2 separate regions of the Homo sapiens genome follow, and region 2 is linked to region 1. A link is an interaction called in ENCODE POLR2A ChIA-PET data of the cell type or tissue named here. Cell type or tissue: MCF 10A. All regions are shown on one strand. Links, peaks and the distances in the headings refer to the core of each region. The heading gives the core; the rest is flanking DNA. Region 1 has its middle 170 kb from the start of RDUR. Region 2 has its middle 67 kb from the start of RDUR.

Evidence for each region. ChIA-PET counts read pairs that join two places held together with the same protein. Peaks named below come from ENCODE experiments on the same cell type or tissue, not always from the same donor. Only the 100,000 strongest peaks of a DNase experiment are listed, where the experiment ranks them.
Region 2: POLR2A ChIA-PET joins it to region 1 with 5 read pairs; 2 of 35 experiments call an interaction of 5 or more read pairs at or near these places.

What each region holds. Positions count from the first base shown.
Region 1 is chr3:102,109,348-102,112,275 of GRCh38, forward strand. No RefSeq gene overlaps it. Among named protein-coding and RNA genes, the nearest start is that of RDUR, 170 kb to the left of the region's middle. In MCF 10A, for the core only: no CTCF peak of the experiment used is centred there; no DNase peak of the experiment used is centred there.
Region 2 is chr3:102,006,277-102,009,204 of GRCh38, forward strand. No RefSeq gene overlaps it. Among named protein-coding and RNA genes, the nearest start is that of RDUR, 67 kb to the left of the region's middle. In MCF 10A, for the core only: no CTCF peak of the experiment used is centred there; a DNase peak (open chromatin) is centred at 1,055.

The sequences.
Region 1 (2,928 bases), core at 100-2,599:
TTACCACTACAGCGTGCAAGTGTTCCCTTTCCTCCACATCCTCATCAACACTTATCTTTTGTCTTTTTGATAATAGCCATTCTAACAGGTATGAAGTGATATCTTATTGTGGTTTTAATTTGCATTTGTCTGATGGTTAGTGATGCTGAGCATTTTTTTCATATGCCTATTGGCCATTTGTGTGCCTTGTTTTGAGAAATATCTATTCAGATTCTTTTCTCATTTATTAAATGGTTTGTTTTCTTACTATTGAGTTTGTCTGAGTTTCTTATATATTTTGCATATTAACTCCCTATCGGATATATGGTTTGCAAGTAGCTTTTCCCATGACATAAATATTTTTGTACTTGAACTTAGCAAAAGTTAGACCAATATAAAAAGGCATTATTATTAAATGGGTACACAAATTTTACCACCACCATCTTGAGAAATATATAATGAGAAGATTTTAAGTGTTAATTTAAAATGTTTGTTTCTTAAGAATTACATGGTAATAATAATAGTAAGAATAATAGTAAGAATAGTAAGAATTACATGGCAATAATCATGATAATAACAACCATTTATTAAGTAATTGTAATTACTTTGCATTAGGTATTATATTAGGTACTTCATCAAGATTATTATTATTTTTTAAAGCTGGTATGAATATATTAATACCAAACAAAGTAGACTTTTAGGCAACAAGCATCCCTAGAGATAAAGAATAACACTTCATAATAATAACAGTTTCAATTTTCCAGGAAGATTTAACAATTCCAAATTTGCATTTATCAATTATACATCCTGATATGATATAAGAACAAATGGAGACAACTGCATGAAAAAATGGTTAAAGCCAAAACATAGTAAAAAAGTTCTAACATTCTTTTAAATAAAATAAGCTGGCAAAAAAATAAAAAATATATGGAAAATTTGAACTATAAAATTAACCAAGTGACCTGATGAACATATATAGAATACTATATTCAAAAACTGTAAAGTATACTTAATTTTAAAGACACGAATGATAAACATAAAATATAGAAAGAAAGCTAGAAATCAATATGAATATAACCTTACATTTTAAATCTTACAAGATTATTTTATTAATCCTCCAAACAATCATGTGAGGTTAATATGTTCATTAGGAGGGGACTAACATTTGGAGTGGTAAACACTTTGCAAGGATCTTATGGCTGGTAAGGTGATTAAGCTAGGATCTGAGGCGAAGTCTGACTCCAAACTGTGTTCTTCAGTTTTTTATCTGTTTCATTGTTTAATTTGTATTTTTGTTATTGCTAGCTACATTAAGCATTTTTCATTTATTTATTTCCTCTTGTAGAATTAACTGTTTGTGTTTTGCTAGTTTATTTATTGGAATATTGATGATTTTTCTCATCAGTTTGTATGATCTTATGTACTATAGATGGATACCCTCTGTGAATAATATTTGTTGAAAATATTGGTCTATTTCTCTTTTAGATTGTTTTTGTTATAAATATCGAATTCTTATATTACTATTTTTTCCTTCATAACTTTTTCTAATTAACTGAAGCCTCATTATTATTCTTCAAAAGAGCTGATATGCTTTTCTATCTAATCAAATTGAATACAATTATGCCTTGGTATCTGTGGGGGATTGGTTCCAGAACCCCATCTCCCTGCATATAGCAGAATCCCTGCATACTCAAGTCCCACAAGTCCCGCAGTTGACCTGAGAAATCTGCTTATAGGAAAAGCTGGTCTTCCATATCCATGAGTTTCCCATTCCGTGAATACCGTATTTTTGATCTGCCTTTGGTTGTGGATGTGGAACCCGTGGATACGCAGGGCTGACTTTATTTATTTATTTACTTAGTTAGTTAGTTAGTTAGTTAGTTATTTAGTTTTTGAGACAGAGTCTTGCTCTGTCACCCAGGCTGGAGTGCAGTGGCGTGATCTTGGCTCACTGCAACCTCTGCCTCCCAGGTTTAAGCAATTCTCTGCCTCAGCCTCCCGAGTAGCTGGGATTACAGACATGTGCCACCACACCCGGCTAATTTTTGTATTTTTAGTAGAGACGGGGTTTCACCATCTTGACCAGGTTGGTCTTGAACCCCTGACCTCGTGATCCACCCAGCTCGGTGTCCCAAAGTGCTGGGATTATAGGTGTGAGCCACTGGGCCCGGCCAAGGCTGACTATATTTATTTTAAAAGTTCTGTGGATTTTCTTCTTTCTCTGCTACCCTTGATATGGTAAGATCAAGCCCTCCTCTTCCTCCTCCTCAGCCTACTCAATATGAAGATCATGATGACGAAGATCTTCATGAGGATCCACTTCCACCTAATACCTAATAAACATATTTTCTCTTCCTCATGATTTTCTTCATATCTTTTTAAAAGAGATGGGGGTTCCCACTATGTTGCCCAGGCTGGTCTTGAACTCCTAGGCTCAAGTGATCCTCCCATCTTGGCCTCCTAAAGTGCTGGGATTACAGGTGTGAGCTACCACACCCTGCATCTGATTTTCTTTTTCTTTTTTAAAAATTAAAAATAAGAATCATGATTTTCTTAATAACATTTTTTTCTAGCTTACTTTATTGTAAGAGTCCAGTATATAATACACATTACATACAAAATATGTGTTAATCAACTGTTTATAGTATTAATAAGGCTTCTGGTCAACAGTAGGTTATTAGTAGTTAAGTTTTCAGGGAGTCAAAAGTCATATGTGAATTTTCAACTGTGGGGGTGGGGTGGGGAGTGGGGTAGGATTGGTGCCCCAACCCCTGCATTATTCAAAGGTCAACTCTGTGTTGTATATACACACTATATATATATAATATATATATTCAATATATTCACTATACACACACACACACATCTTTTGCTATACTGGCTCTTTTGGAGGTAAAAAGAGAAAACCGATATAGTAGTATTCTAGCAAATGAATGCAGAAGTTGGGGT
Region 2 (2,928 bases), core at 103-2,602, 100 kb before region 1:
GCAATACACTATCTCCAGAACTTGAACAAGTCTATTAAGGGTTGTATTCCTTCTTGGTGGGAGGTGCAAAGTACAAGAATCTGTCCTCTACTTCGGAGGTAACATCATGGCATACTTCAGGCCACTAGCCCCCTAAAAAATTTATTGATGTGACAGGCCCCTGAATATTTGTAGGATTTATCCTCTACCCTCTGTTGCTCTGATGGATGCCTAGGTGATCCGGTAAATGTATATAGTCAATATCCACTGTTATCCATTCTAGGTAAATGTGAAGTGTTTGTGAACTTTTAATTTTGATAGAGTCGGAAAATAATGCATTTATTAGATATATTTTAGTAACATTTATGGAACATTCCTTCATTTTACTACTTGTCAAAAATGTTAATTCTTATATTCATAAGTCTTATTTGTAATTTCTATATTGGTCCACTCATCTTTTTGCTAAATTTAGGGCAGATATATACTTCTTGAATTCCTGTAACATTATTTTATGCTTTGATACCTGGTAAGGCATGTTTCCCCACACCATTTATATATTTCTTTCTAAAAAAGGTTTTTGGTTATTTTTGCAAATTTTTTATTCCACAAACACTTTGAGATTAGTTTGAAAAGTTCCAAAAAAGAAAGCTGTGGTGGAAATTTTGCTGGGATTAGACTAACTTTATAGATGATTTTACTGTTGAACAAATGACTCAAAGAATATGAATATATGAACATAAAAACTTAGAGGAAGTTTGAGTCATAGACACACTGATAATTTCTGATAGAAGTAAATAGACAAAACTCTATCTTTAAATAAATGTTCTAAAACTCAGCAGCCATATTTTTTTCCCTCTGATGGGGACAACCTTCTTCATGAGCTACAAAGGACATTTGCCCACAGTTTCTATTGAGGGGCTTTCTTAGCACTGTTTCTGGGTATTTTTTTCATTTTATAATTGTGTTTAACAGGTCATGTAGAGGATTCAGAAACAAAATATGTAATGGACACAGTAATGAGGCACTTAAATTCTCCCTCAGGAGTGAAGCTCTTACCAAGTTCTGGGAGTACTGCCAGCAAATAACCCTCAGCTTTCAGTCCACACTGCGGGAAATGCCTCAGCTGAAGTCACTTCTCTCAAGAGCAAGCTCCCTGCTCAAGGAAGCTGAAACCCAAACATAATGTTGAATAAAAACAATAAAAGCAGACATTTTTACCCTGTTCCCAATTTTAGGGAGAAAACATTTAATATTTTGCCATTAAGAAAACACAAGCTTTTTGTTTTCTTAATGCCTAATTATGCATTATGCCTAATAAAGGCATAGATGTCTTTATTAGATTGTAGAATGTCCATTCTATTCCTAGTTTGTGGAAAGGTTTTTTCCTTCTTTTCAATCATGAACAGATTTTTGTGTTTGGTTAATATTTTGCTTTTTCTTGATAATATAATTTTTCTCCTTTAATCTATAATTTAGTGCGATACATTGGACATTCTTTTTTTTTTTTGAGACAGAGTCTCACTCTGTCGCCCAGGCTGGAATGCAGTGGTGTGATCACTGCTCACTGCAACCTCCACCTCCCAGGTTCAAGCGATTCTCCTGCCTCAGCCTCCTGAGTAGCTGGGATTACAGGCGCATGCCATCACACCTGGCTAATTTTTGTATTTTTAGTAGAGACAGGGTTTCAAGACCAGGCTGGTCTTGAACCCCTGACCTCGTGATCCGCCTGCCTCAGCCTCCCAAAGTGCTGAGATTACAGCCGTGAGCCACCGTGCCCTGTCTGGACATTCTGATAATGTTAAGCCAAACTTGATTTTTTGGAATAAATCCTTTAATCATGATGCATTTTAAAAAATGTAATGCTTTAATTGATTTACTAATGTTTAAGTTTTTTAAAATCTAGATAAGTTAGCCAGTGTCTTTTTCCTCTTTAAAAAGTCTTTGTTGCTGGGAGGAGCCAAGATGGCTGAATAGGAACAGCTCTGGTCTACAGCTCCCAACGTGAGCGACACAGAAGACGGGTGATTTCTGCATTTCCAACTGAGGTGCCAGGTTCATCTCACTGGGGTGTGCCAGACAGTGGGTGCAGGACAGTGGGTGCAGCGCACTGTGCATGAGCTGAAGCAGGGTGAGGCATCGCCTCACCCAGAAAGCGCAAGGGGTCAGGGAATTCCCTTTCCTAGTCAAAGAAAGGGGTGACAGATGGCACCTGGAAAATCGGGTCACTCCCACCCTAATACTGCGCTTTCCCAATGGGCTTAAAAAACAGCACACCGGGAGATTATATCCCGCACATGGCTCAGAGGGTCCTCCGCCCACGGAGTCTCGCTCATTGCTAGCACAGCAGTCTGAGATCAAACTGCAAGGCAGCAGCGAGGCTGGGGCAGGGGCGCCTGCCATTGCCGAGACTTGATTAGGTAAACAAAGTGGCCTGGAAACTCGAACTGGGTGGAGCCCACCACAGCTCAAGAAGGTCTGCCTGCCTTTGTAGGCTCCACTTCTGGGGGCAGGGCACAGACAAACAAAAAGACAGCAGTAACCTCTGCAGACTTAAGTGTCCCTATCTGACAGCTTTGAAGAGAGTAGTGGTTCTCCCAGAACACAGCTTGAGATCTGAGAACGGGTAGACTGCCTCCTCAAGCAGGTCCCTGACCCCCAAGTAGCCTAACTGGGAGGCACCCCCCAGTAGGGGCGGACTGACACCTCACACGGCCAGGTACTCCTCTGAGACAAAACTTCCAGAGGAACGATCAGGCAGCAGCATTTGTGGTTCACCAATATCTGCTGTTCTGCAGCCACTGCTGCTGATACCCAGGCAAACAGGGTCTGGAGTGGACCTCTAGCAAACTCCAACAGACTTGCAGCTGAGGGTCCTGTCTGTTAGAAGGAAAACTAACAAACAGGAAGGACATCCACACCAAAAACCCTTCTGCACATCACCATTGTCAA